Linked DNA regions of Mus musculus: region 2 is linked to region 1. The links are chromatin loops, found by intact Hi-C in ENCODE. Cell type or tissue: gastrocnemius. All regions are shown on one strand.

What was found. Hi-C counts contacts between places; a loop is a spot of excess contacts. Peaks named below come from ENCODE experiments on the same cell type or tissue, not always from the same donor. Only the 100,000 strongest peaks of a DNase experiment are listed, where the experiment ranks them.
Region 2: a loop joins it to region 1, with 6 times the contacts of the local background. A loop is called at or near these places in 9 of 42 quality-filtered maps.

The regions. Positions count from the first base shown.
Region 1 is chr15:35,910,380-35,918,379 of GRCm38, reverse strand. It overlaps Vps13b (vacuolar protein sorting 13B), which reads right to left. Exons shown (of 62, transcript NM_177151.4): 56 at 7,431-8,000; 57 at 3,430-3,606; 58 at 1,163-1,333. Among named protein-coding and RNA genes, the nearest start is that of Cox6c, 24 kb to the left of the region's middle. In gastrocnemius, a CTCF peak has its summit at 3,008 (motif pointing right); a DNase peak (open chromatin) is centred at 3,009; H3K27ac peaks cover 2,639 bases.
Region 2 is chr15:35,514,075-35,522,074 of GRCm38, reverse strand. The region is part of intron 17 of Vps13b (vacuolar protein sorting 13B); the gene reads right to left. Among named protein-coding and RNA genes, the nearest start is that of Gm24771, 31 kb to the right of the region's middle. In gastrocnemius, a CTCF peak has its summit at 3,474 (motif pointing left); a DNase peak (open chromatin) is centred at 3,469.

The DNA.
Region 1 (8,000 bases):
GGGCTACACAGAGAAACCCTGTCTCAAAAAACAAAAACAACAACAACAACAACAAAAAACAAACAAAGAAAGGACTTGGATAACCTATCTTGGAGTCCAGGGCCCTGAGGGACACAGTCTACCCACTGCCACACCGTCCTCCCCAAAGCAAGCAAGGGGACTGCTGGTTTACCTACTGGCCCCACTTTCCACTCATTATCAAATGACATACCCCACACCACAAACTGTTAGTGCTTAACTAGTCTCTGGCAAGTCAACCTGCACTTGTAACATTGTACCACTTCCTCCCACAGAGAAGTTCCTCTGTGCTGGTGAGGCTCTGCACTGCACAGACACCAGAACAAGGGAGGAGGAAACCTTTCAGGCTCATCTCTTCCACTCTGGCCTCTACACTTCCACGGTCACTTTGATCTCTACACTACATACTCCCTCAGATGCTAGAAAGGCAGGGTGCCAAGCAGTATAGTTTTAAATTCCTTTGAAAGCAAATAAACAAAAACACCCTTGAAAAATCCTGCTCTGTAAATTTCTAACTCTGAAGTTTTCTTTTTATAGATTTTCCCAAAGCAACTTATTTTCAAACACTTGATCCTTTGCAATACCCATGGAAATCTTCCCCTCTAACTATACCACCGGGCTGCTTGACAAACAATAATTGCTTGGAGATGGGCTGATCTGAAATAAAGAAATCCAAGGGGGTGGGGGAAGGAAGCTGGCTCCTGACTACAGTTTACACAGCACGTGCACACTGCTCAAGTGCTGCTCAAACAAAGCAAGCAGCCATGCTAAGGGGAAGTAGATGCTTTCCCAAGGTTGCTGGGAACTCACTTCTCAAAGTGCTTAGGGGTGTCCTGTGCCCTCGTCCTTTGCTTTGGAGATTGTATACCAAGACCCATGTTAAGTAGGGAAGATGGAGCACAGGTATTGTGTCTGGTAATCTCCTCCCCAGGCAGTCCTGAGGTAGCCCTGCTAAGGAGCAGCACCACACTGTAGAACTGCTCCTGCCCTAGTGCTCCTCAGATGCACTGCCAGGGACTGTTCCTTCATAGCTCAGTTCTATTTATGAAAGGTCGCGAACTCCACAACCACTCCCACGAGAAGCCACGTGGCCATCCCTGGAGCTTCCAAAGCTGAATGCAGACAGGAGTATCGAGTCTCTTACCGAGCAGGCTGATGCCCAGTCTGGACAGGCCCTGTCGCAGTCCTTCACCTAGGCTCTCAGGGAGCTGCCGCCGCCACTCCTCCTGCCGGTTGTAGTGCTCCTCGTCCAGCGAGAGCCGGCCCATATTCCGGGCCAGGCTGGTGGCCAAGTTGGTGATGGATGTCAAGGCACCTGCGGGCACAAGAGCATGGGCTGGTTCCCTTCAGGTGGCAGCCAGGGTTTGTGAGGTGGGATGAGAAGACATGCCAGCAGCACTGAGTGGCTAAGACCTTTGCACCTTGCCAATAATTTCTCAAGACTTGGGGGAAAGATTTTTGAAGTCCTCTATGGATCCAGTTTTAAGAGATTAAAGTCCGACCGCTGACTACATGCCTAGCCTACCTATGTTTCTGAGCTCATTTTACAGGTTATGTTTAAGGTTATACTCCTTAGTCCCAGGTAGATTGTCAAGAAATGTTTCCACTTTACAACTTGTGAATTCACTGTTCCCTTTTCTTCCTCTGGTCTCTTTTTTGTTTGTTTTTTCAAGACAGGGTTTCTCTGTATAGTCCTGGCTGTCCTGGAACTCACTTTGTAGACCAGGCTGGCCTTGAACTCAGAAATCCGCCTGCCTCTGCCTCCCAAGTACTGAGATTAAAGGCGTGTGTCACCACGCCCGGCCCTCCTCTGCTCTCTTATACAGGCTTACATCAGCTTTGAACTTGTGATCTTCCTCAGCAAGCGTGACCGCACCTGGTCATGACTTCAGTCTTAATAAAGGGAGAAAGTAAACTCTATCACTTGGTATTCTGAGGGAAAAACCCTATTTGCTATAGAAGATTTATGAAGTTTTGGTAATCTGGACATTGACTGATAGAAAAGTCAACAAAGGAACCCAGGCAATGATTCTGTTTGGTTTTCCTAAAAAAAGACAACTTCCCATGCTCCAACAGTCCCAACTGCTCCAGCAAGTACATATGGATCTCAGCAGCAAAACCAGAAGACACCAATAGAGAAGAAATGGCAGGTCCCACTTCTGAAGCTATCATTTTTACCTGTGGTCTGAACACATAAGATACCCAGACACACTCAGACAGATGAACACACAGACTTGAACACATAGACACACATACAGACATGAATCACAGACACACACAGATGTATGAACACAGACACACACAGACATATAAACACAGAGACATATGAACACACAACACAGACAGACACACACACAGACACACACACACACAGACAACCCCCCCCCCCCCCGATTTTGCTAAGATGGGAGAACAAATGTAAGAAGCAGTCAGGATGCTAAATAAGCTGAGCTACAGTTTAACAGGTGTTTGCTGTCCTATTGTAAAACACAAACACCAGAACCTCAGAGGACCCATGGCAGGACTGAGAAGCCCACCAGGCACACATCTGTGAGTTTCTAGTCCGCTCCCAGGCCTCCCGGGATCTGGGGCTGGGGGAGGCTCCCTTTCATTGTCCATGGAATTTGTTTTTATTACTCTGGCTGCTCTCTTGCCAACCCCCCACCAGGAGCCCCCACCCTCACTATGGATCATGGAGTCTCATATTTCAAGCCTAAGTCTTCTTTTGAGGTCTTCTAGAGTCTTCAGTAACCTGCCCACTCATAACAGAGTTATGGTATTGTCTACAGTAAAATGCCTTTTATGGGCAAGAAGGCCTTTGCCCTGTTTTCTCTGCCTCCCGCTGAGAAGAAAAGGGGACTCAGATGGCCCTTGTTAGTTCCCTGGTCACTGCCAACCTGACCAAAATATCGAGCAAACACTGGATGAAATGAAAACATTCTCCTGGTGGGAAGCAGTTTAGCCTCCATGCCTGATGACCTGTCTGGACCACAAGATGGCACTGTGGATGTAGGGAGTGGGAGTAAAGCTGGCTTAGCAGTCAGCTTCCCCACTACAATGAGTCCATGTCCTTAGACAGCTATGACAACTGTATCTGCATTTTAGAAACATGATGAGGCAACTGGTGTGGGAGCCCTGCTGCTTAGCAGAGGTCACAAACACTGTCAGTATTTCTATATTTATTGTATAGAATAACAGTGGAGCCAGTTTGTGTTTTCTCAATGAGAACGTTTCTGAAACATTTTTAAACACTACAGGCAAGCAGTGATTTGTTTAAAACATGAGCTTTGCTATCATCCCAGCATTTCACAGCAAGTTAACACAACAGAAGCTGCAGGCTGGGTGAGCAAACTGAACAGCATGAACGCTTGAAACACAAGACAAGGCCCTGCAAGGACCGGCACCCGCTACCTTTGGAAATGTGCTTGACGAATGATGTGGTCCCTCTGGAGACTCCGCTCACGAAGGCTCCTGGGCCTCGGGTCAATCCCTCATATGGAAGCCTGAAGAAGTCCGAGATCCCATTCCCAATGCTTCTCACTAAGCTGGCGGGGCTGCCGAGGATTTCCAGAGACCCCACCACCCAGCCTGCAACACAAAGGGAAGGGGTTATTGAGACCTTGAGTTCAGCACTTTCAACACTCATGAAAAGTGGCCTGCTTTCTCTAAAATTCCCTTTCCACACTAGAACGAAGGGTGTATGACACCCATAAGCTTCTTTGGAGCAAAATATGGGAAATCATATCTGTGAATTCATAAATGGTGAACTTTCATACTTTATAAATCACAGTGTTCCTCTGGCAGCCTTGCAAATGGCTTTAATATGACTTCTGTGCCCAAGCCTCCTGTACTCCTGTAAAGGGAGCCATGTGCAGAGAACACCTCCAGCTCAGTCAGGCACTCTGGGCTGCAGGTGCTCACAGACTGAGATGTTTCTCCCTATCTGTCAGGGCGGCGGCGGCAGCAGCAGCAGCAGCAGCAGCAGCAGCAGCAGCAGCAGCTGCCTGGTGGTGAGAAGCCAGATGCTAAAATAGGGTATTGCAAAAGGGATGCAAGCTTTGACAAGGATGGAGGGTTCTTTTTAATCTTTCACAATCCTATCAAGCTGAGTACTTCTCTTAGAGTGGAGCTAGAGCCAAACAAATGTCTCTCCTTCAACCCTATTGGGCTGTGTAAACATCGGTGACAGGGACACACTGATTAGGTTAGCGAGAGGGAAGTGCTCCCCCACCCATGTCCCAGGAGCGTGGCTTTGGGTCTGCTTTCCTATTTAAATTCAGACTTGCCAGGAGCTGGCCTGCTCCAGTGGCTTGCTCACAGCCTTCTGCCTTTTCCCTTCCGCCTGGGGTGGGGACTGAGGGCTTGTAAGCCCAGAGGACTCCAGGGGCAGGCAAAGACCAGGGGCAGGGAGAGGAGAGATCTGAAAAAGCAACTTCCTTTAGGAATCTTTATGCCAAACTCAGTACTGTGGCCTTTTTATTGGGAAGGCTGTGAGGTAAGGCAAAGGATGGGAACTGTTCCCTCTCTCAATAGCAAGTCTCTGTGACAGAGATCCTCAGTTAAGTCACCAACCGAAGAGGGAGGCCAAGTCCCCAGGTCACTATCAAAGCAGAGAGCTTCCTAAAGTAGAGAGCATAGGACTGGCATAAATGTTGAGCCCTTTTCTGGAGCATTAGGGTGACAACATGGCTGTCAGTCATTAGGACTGACAAATGAAGAGCCACGTGGGGCCAAGGCACTGCTCATGGAATCCCCCAAGCACAAGGCCAACAGTGCCACCATCACCCTGCAAGTGTGCCTGACCACTGAGCTGCTGGGGGTCAGAGCTGTATGGATACAGGAGGTAGATGACAATCCCACTTGATGTGTGTCTACAGTATCTCTACTGGCAGGAATCAGAGGACACTGAAGTGAGATTTTGTTAGTAAGACATTCACAGTCTCTGGCTGAAAAATTTAGGAGTAGGGTTTCCAACCTAGGTTAGTTTACTTGATCTCTGCCCATCTCAATCAATCAATCAATCAATCAATCAATCAATCAATCAATCAATGGTCCTGTGGAATAAGTTATTCCTCTTCTTAGAGGATCTCCCAGAATGATCACAGGTTCCATCTGATGGCTGGTTTAGAGACCTTGGTTTCCCTGACACATGTGAAAGAGTCTCCTGTCAGGCTCCAGTGAAGCTTCCTTCAGGTCTGGGAACATAGAGGGCATACAGGGGAAGGCCCACGTTGACTCTTAATCCCATCTGGCTGCTGAGAGTCCTTTCCTATTCTTCCTAACCATATGGAAGGTGTACCGCTGATCAGTAAATCTGTGATCAGTAAAGCCTGAAGCCACCAGAGGGCTGTTTGTGGATGGAGATTCCACTTGGTGGCATCCAGGCTAGACAAAAAGACAGAGAGTATACAAGGATGCTCTTTACTCTTTTCTCAGAGGTGAGTGAAGTGGCCTCAGCACCCAGCAGGCATGGGTTCCAGACTCGCCGTCGAGCTTTGGCCACCTGCACTACACTGACATTGCCTGAGTGTGTACTGCTGTATAGTGCACAAGCTGTGCCCAACGTGCTGCTGACTTTAAAATGTTTACTACTACTCCTAATTTATGTGGCTGTGGGTGTGCAAAGGTATACACCTGTGGCGGCTAGGGGACAACTTGTAAGTCCTTTCCTTCCACTCTTACCCACTCAACTGGACAGCGGCCATCTTGCTGGCCTATTTATTCTGCATATTTAAGGGATAAATGGCAAGAACACACATAATTCTTCAGTATTTTCAGGCTACAAGTAGTTGGATCTGCAGATGTGAACCCAAGGATGCAGAGGTTCATCTGCATATTTTTGGCTTAGTTGTTTGGAAATCTTGTGGGTGATCTGAGTCTATGAGAGTGGGAGCTGGAGGTAGGCAAGAACCTTGAGAAATTCTCAAGCCCACATTCCTCCCTTTGAATGGAGCTACTCATTTCTAGTTAGCAGTTATGGGTTTTTAAAGCCTCTTCAAATGACTCCACAGACTTCCCCAGAAATGAGGTCATGGTGTTTTAAGCATCCCAGCCAGGAACCTTGAGTCCAGTGGGTAAATGCAGCCCTAAGTGAGATGGACACAACCCACTCCCTCCTGGCTAGCCCTCATCCGTTCTCTACAGGAATGCTAGTCCATTCTCTTTGGGCCTGCCAGCCACCCTCCCCGTGGCCTTTCTATTTCTCAATGCTCCAATGACTTTTCTTTCAAGTAATATTCAGTTTTAGTGACAATGTTTTCAATTTCAATTTCAGCTTTGGTGTTAAAATTTCTTTCCTGCTGTATATTGAAAATGAGACAATCACAGGATTTCTAACTATAAGAAGGCCAGAGAGAATGTTCACATGAGATCCCTCAGTCCCAGTAAAACAAGGCAGTAGGTTTCGCACAAAGCCTATGGAGGCCATGGTTACCCGGGCACAGGTGGAATCTGTCCTTTAGGCCAGCTTCCTAGCTTGGTGTCAGCTGTGACCGCAGGGAGTCCTCCTCCTCTTTTGACCTCTGACTAAAGAGCTGATATATGTCAGTGTACCAGAAGGGTAAGTGTCTGGGGTACTTTACAGAGATATACATGTCTATTCAGTTTGAAATATTCCTCATTATTTTTAAATGGCTCCTTGCTAAGGAGTCATTTAATTTCTTCATTATTGTGCAAACTATCCAAACAACAGGTCATTTAAGGCTCTCAGCTGGAGGCTGTCCTTTTTTTTCTATGGTGCAGCCAACCTGTTCCTGATCTCTATGTATTTCATTATGGAGACGGTTTAATCTTACCCATGTAGCATGACTACTGGCCTCTTACTAATGGTAATACAGTCATTTGTTGCCACAGCCTGAATAGGCTATGGGAATTCATTCACCAAGAACAAGGTTATCTCGTGCAGGAACTCATCCTGAACAAAGCCAAGTGTGGATGCTGCTCTGATAACTGTTAGCACCTTGGGAGCAGGCTAGCACCCTCTATCTAAGACTGACCCTGAGTCAGGAACACATGCCCTACAGAGGATGACTGTCAAGTACCACAGGGAGCCCGATTTTCATGTTTGCACAGAATGCTCCTCACGGAAGATTCTGTACTCACATCAAACACTCCTTGTAGGCTCTTCCAGCCAGATGGGAAACAGAAGTCTTATTTCTCTCCTTGGTCCCTAGTGTAAACCATCCCATAGCCTTTAAAATCCACTTTACAGCTGAAGATGCAGGCTCAAGAGTTCGATATTCACCCAAGGTTTACACTGAACATTCAGATCTAGATCCAGTTCTGTTAGCTGTGGCCCTATCACCCAGGCCTACCTGCTTTCCCGTGTGTTGTGTAACAGACAGCCCCCTGCCACAATGGACCACTTCTGTCCAGGTGCTAGCCCGCCACAGACCCTTCCCTTGCATCCTCACCTGCTCTGAAAAGAGCCCCAGCAGCATAGTGCATGGCCAGTGCGTGCACCAGCTGCCTTGCTGTGGTGAACACTGGTCCTCTTTCAAACACAGAGAAGGAGAGAGGGGTGTGGTCGGAGGCTATGTACAGCTTCAGGGAGGCATGGATGCTGATGAGCAGGTTCACTGGCTGGATGAGCAGCTTCCGTAACTTCACTGCGTTCACCAATGCCTTGGCGTGCTGTGTCACCTGCACAGGCAGCACCTGCTGCCCTGTGAACAGCTGTGCATGGTGACCAGACATCCTGCTGGGAGGAAGGTAGGTGTCAAACAAAGTTTTGATGTAGTAAACAAAGGTGTCCTCCACATACAGCCGTGCTGGCTTCAGTTCAAAGGTGAACTCGCTGACATCGAGGAGGATGTCCTTCCCCTCAGAGACAGTGAGGCAAAGTTTGATGAAGCAATTCTCCTTGTATTCTTCCAAGGCTTTGCTGGAGACCAGGAGACTCTGCACCCTGGAATACTGAGCAGGGTCTGTTCTCTCTCCTTGGCAGACCAAGACAGCAAAATGGAAATTAGACTTGTTATAAA
Region 2 (8,000 bases), 400 kb after region 1:
AGATGGCCTAGTCGGCCATCAGTGGAAAGAGAGGTCCCTTGGTCATGCAAACTTTATATGCCTTAGTACAGAGAAACGCCAGGGCCAAAGTGGGGGGGGGGGGGGGGAGGAGTGTATGGGGGACTTTTGGGATAGCACTGGAAATGTAAATGAAGAAAATACCTAATTAAAATAAAATGTACACAAGACCCTACTGCACAAAAAAAGGAATACAAGATGTCAAGAAATAACATTTGAAAACCACAATCCAACAATGAACCAACATATCTAGAGATTATAAATGCTCCTCAAATACGCAAATAATAACATGAAAATAAATTAAAATACAAATAGACGTTCCATTGAGGGGATTTATAAACAGAAAGCAAAGACATAAATATAGTAAGATAGACGGGTTAGGGTAAATGGGGAGTGTTAGAGGGGACACTGGGGAGTTGATATGTTCATATTTCATTGAATACATGTATAAATTTTTCATGAATAAAAAATATGTATCATCATCTTATTACATTCAGGTAAAGAGAAATTAAAATAATAACAACATCATGACACAACTACTCCAACATCTAAAACAAAATACATAACAAAATCACATGGTGTTAAGTATGTAAAGAAATGGTAGTCATACGAGGATATGTCAACCGGTATAGAGATTACTGAAAGCAATTTAACAATTTTTTAAAAAACAAAATAACACCTATATCATGACGCCCATAAATGGTACTCTTGGATATTAAACAAAAAAAAAGAAAAAAGAAAAAAGAAAAACTATGTTCGTAACAAAATCTTATTTATAGTAACTGGTTTATATGTATCATAAAATGTTATGCAGCAAAAAAATTTTTGAACTCTCCAAAGATTCACACTTTTGATTCCTTTCATATGACCTATTCAGGATAGGGAAATCCACAGAGAATAAAGCAGACTCAGCTCAGAAACAATTACTCGAAGTAATGAGAAGGGGCAAGGGAAGGGAGGGAGAGAGGGAGGGAGAGATGGACCTATAGCAATGATAGGCTTTTTAAAATTCCATTCATTCATAGGTTTAAAGATGAGAACAATTCTTTAAAAAAAAAAACTTATTATCTTTCTGATTTAACGTTTAGTTCATGTAAAAGAAAATGTATTTATGAAGGAATGTTCTATATTTAAACAACATAGAGATGCATGTTCTCTCTAAGGAAATCAAAGTGCCACAGAAGAAAAATGCACAGCATAAATACGTAGGTATGACCTTCAAATCTTTGTGACTGACGTTCTTTTACTGCTTCAGTATTCATCCTAAAAAGTTATCCTATGTCCCCAAATTTGCCCAAACATCACACTATAAAACACAGGTTCTTCTCTCCTGTCCCTTCCCATATCTGATCCTGCTCCCTTTTTCCCTCCCCATCTGTTATCCCTCAGAGGGTCAGGAATGGAACAGAAATTTGTAGCAGTGGGCCATGGGAAACTGGGGGTACTCACTATAAAGTCCCCAATGCCAGGGGAGCTAGAGGCTCCCAGGACCCAACGGGATCACAGTAGCCGAAATATCCAACACAGGGGAGACAGAACCTGTAGCAACCACCTCCAGCCCCCAGTTGAGGGAAGGGGCCACCCACCCATCTCAAAAATTTTAACCTAGAATTGTTCCTGGCCAAAGGAAAAACAGGGACAAAAAAAAAAAAAAATGGAACAGAGACTAAAGGAAAGGCCATCCAGAGACTACCCTACCTAAGGATCCATCCCATCTGTGGACACCAAACCCTGATACTCTTGTTGATGCCAAGAAGTGCTTGATGACAGGAGAGCCTGGTATGACTGTTCCCTGAGAGGTTCTTTCAACACCTGACTAATACAGATGCAGATACTCAGAGCCAACCATTAGAATAAGCCCGGGGACCCTAATGGAAGGACTAAAGGAGCTGAAGGGTTTTTCAACCCCAGAGGAAGAACAATATCAACTAAAGGGACCACCCAGAGCTCCCAGGGACTAAACCATCAACTAAAGAGTATCCATGAAGGGATTCATGGCTCCAGATACTTATGTAGCAGAAGATGGTCTTAACTGGCATCCCTGTGGAGGCTCCATACCTCAGTGTGCTAGATGCTAGAGCAGTGAGGCGGGAATGGGTGGGTGGATGGAGGAGCACCCTCATACAGGTAAAGTGTAGGAGGGGGGATGCGATGGAGGTTTGTGGAGGGAAAATTGGGAAGGGGATTCATTTGAAATGTAAATGAATAAAATGATTAATTAAAACAAATAAATAAAACACAGGTTCTAAAGAACAGGCTAAAACTACAAAGAAATACTATTTAGTGAGCCTTTCAAAAATATGTATCTGTCAAAGAAGTTTCAGGGAGTAGCATTTTCTCATCATTAAGAACAAAAATACAAAATTTCATTGCATCTCTGTAAATGTTTCTTAAATAAGTCACAGAAAAATTGCACGTATTATGCAATGTTATTATGCATCTATCCACCAAATAAATACTCATTGTCATCCACTAGACACTAGTAAATGTTTGCAAAAATACTTCCAGCTTCTTTAACCTGTCAGACAACCTGATAGTAAACTATGTCTGTACAAACCAATCACCTCACAGCAGCCTTACATTTCCTTAAAGCCTCATATAAAAAGCACCTGCCTAAAGTGAGTAATGGAGTCTTATGATCATTACACTTAGGAACAGTGTATGTAACCGATTCCATTTTCCTCCCTTGTGGAATATATTTCAGCTTATATTGCACAGCACATTACCAGTGCACATAAAGACTCTCTGATTAGCCCTTTGGACTGCCTAAGTACTTTTTTCCCCTGCCCTATAAAATATATTTACTTTATTTAGGAAATCAAATGTAAAAATATTTTATTATGGTGATTTTGCCTTCGTAATGAATACATAGCACACGTATTGTGATCAGTATATTCTAATGCAATGATGAGATAGAAAAGGGCTTAATCAAACTTCATGAGATACTCATTGAAAACTGGCTATAAACAGCATTTCTTCAGAACACAGGAGGAGCCTGTGAGAGCCACTGTCCACCTCCAGAGCTCCCAACACTTGGAAAGCACTGCACTCAGAATGCAGCAGGAGCTCAGTGGATGCTAATCCAAGAAGGCCCGAACACAAAGAGAGCTATCATTCTACTGGGAAACCCCAGACAAGCCTGAGACAGCCCCTCCAAGACATTTCCAAAGAAAAATACCTCAGTTATTGCAAAGACTATCTAAGATTAAGGAATAAAGGATATTTCAAGTGTAAATATGGTAAATATGTGGTAGATTATATTATAGCTCAGACAAAGTTTAAAATCAAGTACACTAATAAAGACTGAAGGAAATTACAGAAATGGAAATATAAAAGTTATAAAATGATAACTTAGTAATACTATAACATCTATTTTAATATATTAGAAAGAACTTCAAACCAACAACATGAAGTCTAAGCAGGTTGGGTAAAGGCTCCATACTGCCCCCTGCTGGTGCCCTCCTTCGTAACCTCCAGTACTTCAGTCCTACAAAACAAGCAGTGACAGGCTCACTAAACAAAGCAAGACACCCACAACAGACGCTGCATGTTAAAGAGATAAATGGATTAGGTATGAAATAAAATGTGAGGAAAGCGAGCATATTCATAAATATAATACATCAAGAATAAAAAAATGAAATCCAAAAATGTACAAAGCTTTGCTTAAAAGAGCTCAGTCTACAGTGTGGGCCAGCAAACATTATTTTCTCCTGAGCTAAAGAGAAATGCTTTAGGATTTGCACTATGTAGAATTTCTTTCATAGTTATTCAGTTCTACTACTGTCACACAAAGGAACTTCAGAACTTTTTTTTTCTCCAGAAAAAACAGGTGATAGGCTGGGTCCAAGTCATAGGCAACACTGTGTCTTAACATGGTAATACTCTATCCTGGTCCACACAATATTGGTACAAACAGTAGTCTGCTGCTGGTGCTGGTGCTGGTGGTGGTGGTGGCGGTCAGTTTCTAGAGGACTGAGGAGATGGGTCTGTAAGTAAGGTACTTGTTCTACAAGCATGGGATCCAAAGTTTAATTTCTAATGAAAAACTGCCAAGGATTGCCACATAAGTCTGTAACTCCAGCACTGGGAACAAAAACAGACCTATCCTAGGAACTCTTTGGCCAGCCAGTCTAGTAAAAAACAGCAAATTTGAAGTTTAGTGAGAAAACCTATCTCAAGAAGCAAGGAGGCAAGTAATAAAGAAAGACACCCAATGTCCTCTTTCTGGACCTGTTTCCATATACATAAGCACCAGCATGGGCCCGTGTGCGCACGCGCACACACACACACACACACACACACAGACACACACACACACAGAGACACAAACACAGCATTGTAACTATCCTACTCTACGGGGGCTGGAGGGAATAGTGGAAGGGGGGGGGGGGGGTGAGGGAGATCAACATCAAGGTTGAGAGACTCCAAAACAAGAGGCCCCTGCAGGGTTTGTCCATTAGTGTATATGAGAACCCTTGCAAGACATCAGATAAAATTCTTTATACATTTTTTAAAATATAATATGAACAATGACTTAGATAAATGATCATTAAAAAACTAAGAGACGATTAAAAAGTTTCCCAAACCATGTAATATTAACAAAACCAGAATCAGACTTCATGTAAAATTTTGCTTTTAAATATTATACATAAATACTCAATATTTATAGTAATTACAATATTAAATTATTTTGAAATTAAACAACAAAATAGAAAAACAACATGTAATTCACTTAGGGTTGTGAAAAAACGCAGAAGCACACATGTAACAACATGGGCTGTTGCTTTCCTTCCTATGCACCGTACAGACACGAATGAATGAATGAATGAATGAATGTGTTCATGGCATGTGCATTTTAAACACCTAACTATATGTATGCATGGCTGTACACAAGAGCATGTATGTATTGTTTAATAATTTTCTTTGCAGATACAAAGACTATGAAGCAAATTTCTTCATTCTGCTTTGTGTAGTGAGTCTGCACTCATGCAGCCGAATACTGGTAATTAATAATTTGCTGATTTTGGAGTCTCATAAGGTATTTACCAATATTAAATTTTATAGATATCTGGGTGTGGTATCATGTCTTTAATCCCAGCAAGGAAGGGGGTGGGGGGAGGCAGACAGATCTCTGAATTCAAGGCAGCCTAGTCTACAGAGGAATTTCCAGGACAGTCAAGGCTATGCAGAGAAAACCTGTTTTGAAAAAAATAACAAAAAAAAAAATTAGAGATAAAATGATGAATACTGTCAATACTAATACTATTATGGAAGAATCTTGTAAAGTGTGACTATCTTAATGAATAGCAAAACAAAAACAAGGAGACTTTTTAGATACATATTCTGAAAGTTTTGCTATATGTAACTTATGGGGTTTTTTTAAGTATTGGATACAGATATCCTGAAATGTATGATGTAGCTAGCACACACTACTTTTAAAAATATCTTGGGAAAGAGTCACACAAAAATCTAAACAATGTCTGACAAAAGCAAATTCCAACATCTACAAAATAATAATCTCAAAACTAAATGTTTTTCATGAAGCTGTCCTGTTCTGGCTGTATGGTTTTTTAAATAGGAATAATTCTTAATGTAACTTATTACGATCTTTAAAGCATCAAAGAACTATTTTATAGCCTGCATTAACTTGTGATAAAATGGCTTCTATGAAGGCCAGTTATGTTTCCTGGAAAAACAAATGTGTATCTATTCACTGATCGGATTTTCTCTTTTATCTTGTCTCCAGTTTCTGTGTAGATTTATCATGTTCATTGTTTTAAATTTTAACAAATCACCTAATGACATAATAAAATATGTTAACCTTGGAATTATTTGCAGTTGGAGAAATCCCTTTTGTCTAGCCCATACAGGGCCTGCAATCTGTTTTAAACACAGATTGTCTGCCTTTTGTCTGACAGCCACCAAGCTGCACAAATTACTTTCTGCCTGTTCACCTGTTTGCAGCTGCATCTGTAAGCTAAAGATTCTGCAGTTTGACTTGAGCAACCACTTCAGGATTGATGACATGTGCTGCTGATAAAGTGAGCAATTTGAAGAAATTACTGCCTATAGGTACTGAAAGACATCTGTGCGGGAGCTGAGAACTAGAAGCCTTCAATCATGTGCTTGCAACCTGCAGAGGCGGCAGCAGTGTTTGAAGTGGTACCCTACGAAAGGCAGTTGGCCCTGACTCTAAATAACCACACAATATATGGAACATAATCTCTCAAATGAGTACTAAAAGCTTCTGTCTTTTCACTGTAAAAAATGGGGTTTGGTTCCTTCTTTAAAATTTTCCTTAGGAAGTAATGCCTGACAATAATTACGCATTTGTTCTTCCATCTTCCAGCCAGCTGACATATCTCTTACTTCCTATGTGAAGAAATACTCAGCATTCGCTGACTGTGTCCTGCGTGAGTCACACATTATTCATAAAAAGGTTCTTTGCTCATTATCTAAATACTCATAACAATATTAATGTTCATTATTAATTATGCAACTATTCAAAACAATATTAAGCTGGAATGACTGTTCCATTCTCTGGTGGAAAAACTGAAGCAAACTAAAGTTCCTATCCTCATGTCACACGTCCATACTGTAAGTAAGCATATGTAACTAGTCCACACTAGTTTATATGATAAAGTATAAGCTTTACCAGAGACACTGTGTCACTCAGATCAGACATCAGGAGATATAGTTTCTATTCCATCTTTCTATCTCATTACAAAAATTTGTTTCACATAAGACTGTCAACATGAATTGAGAAAACCGATTTAGTTGAAATCAAACTTTTGAGGCTCAGGTATGATGCTAAAGTTCAAGCTCTTTCCTCACATGCTGAAAGTCAATGAAACACTTTCAGGTAAAATCATTTTTTAAATTTTATCAAATATATATCAGTTTATGTAGAAAAATATACCATACCTAATGATGAAAAAGACACCATGCTAACTAAAATACTATTCAAATGATTGCATAAAATATTTACAAGTTTGACTTTGTCAAAAAAATAGTAATTAGAAACAGAAACTATTAAAGAAATATAAATTAATTGTGATTTAAAAGTTATTGAACATAAATCCATAAGAATGGAAATTATGTAAAATTCAGAGGAATCAACTAATATATACATAGCTACATGTTTAATCCACGTGTTTCAAACTCAAAACAGGACTTAAAATTATAGCTTAACATATTTTATGTTATTGAGGTAAATTCTAAAACTCTTAACTTCTACTTGCAAATGTCAAAATATTCTTAATATTTACACATTTCAAATAGTAAAAGCTAATATCTTAAACAGTTTAACATATCTAACTAATAGCAGAAGGTAATTACATTCTAAAATGTTTAATTAACTGGAAAGCAAGAGTAGCTTTTAGGAAATATGACTGCAGAGAGCATAAACAGCTTCAAATAAGCGTATAATTCTTCATTTATGCAAGAGATAATTTGACCTAATTTTCAAATATTAATTTGAGGATCATTTGCCATGAAAATTTTGGTTCTTATTTAGTGTAGACACACTAAATAAAACATGTTTCTTCATTTAATTGGAGAAAATATGTTAACAGAACTGTTTAATACCTCTTACAAAGGTTTGATTAATTAGTTCTATTAGTTTATTACTAATAGGGGGTAAATTTATTATAAACTTAGAAAAACATAGTCATAGTATTTATAATGACTGAAATCTTTATCATAACTAATTTAAATACGTTTAGTAAAACTGTCAAGAACTACCAGCTCGATTTCTTAAACATTCTTTTAAAAACAAGTAAAGTCAAAGACCCTATGCTAAATAGCTATTATAAATTTGACTTTCACACTCCAGTCTACATAAAATGAATTCAACACAGAGCCAATTTGTGCTAGCCACAAAAGAGGATACACATCATTAATGGTTATAATAAATCAAGACTGTATTTATTTACCTAATGGTGTAGCAATAATTTTCATTATATTACTATCCTCAATTCTCT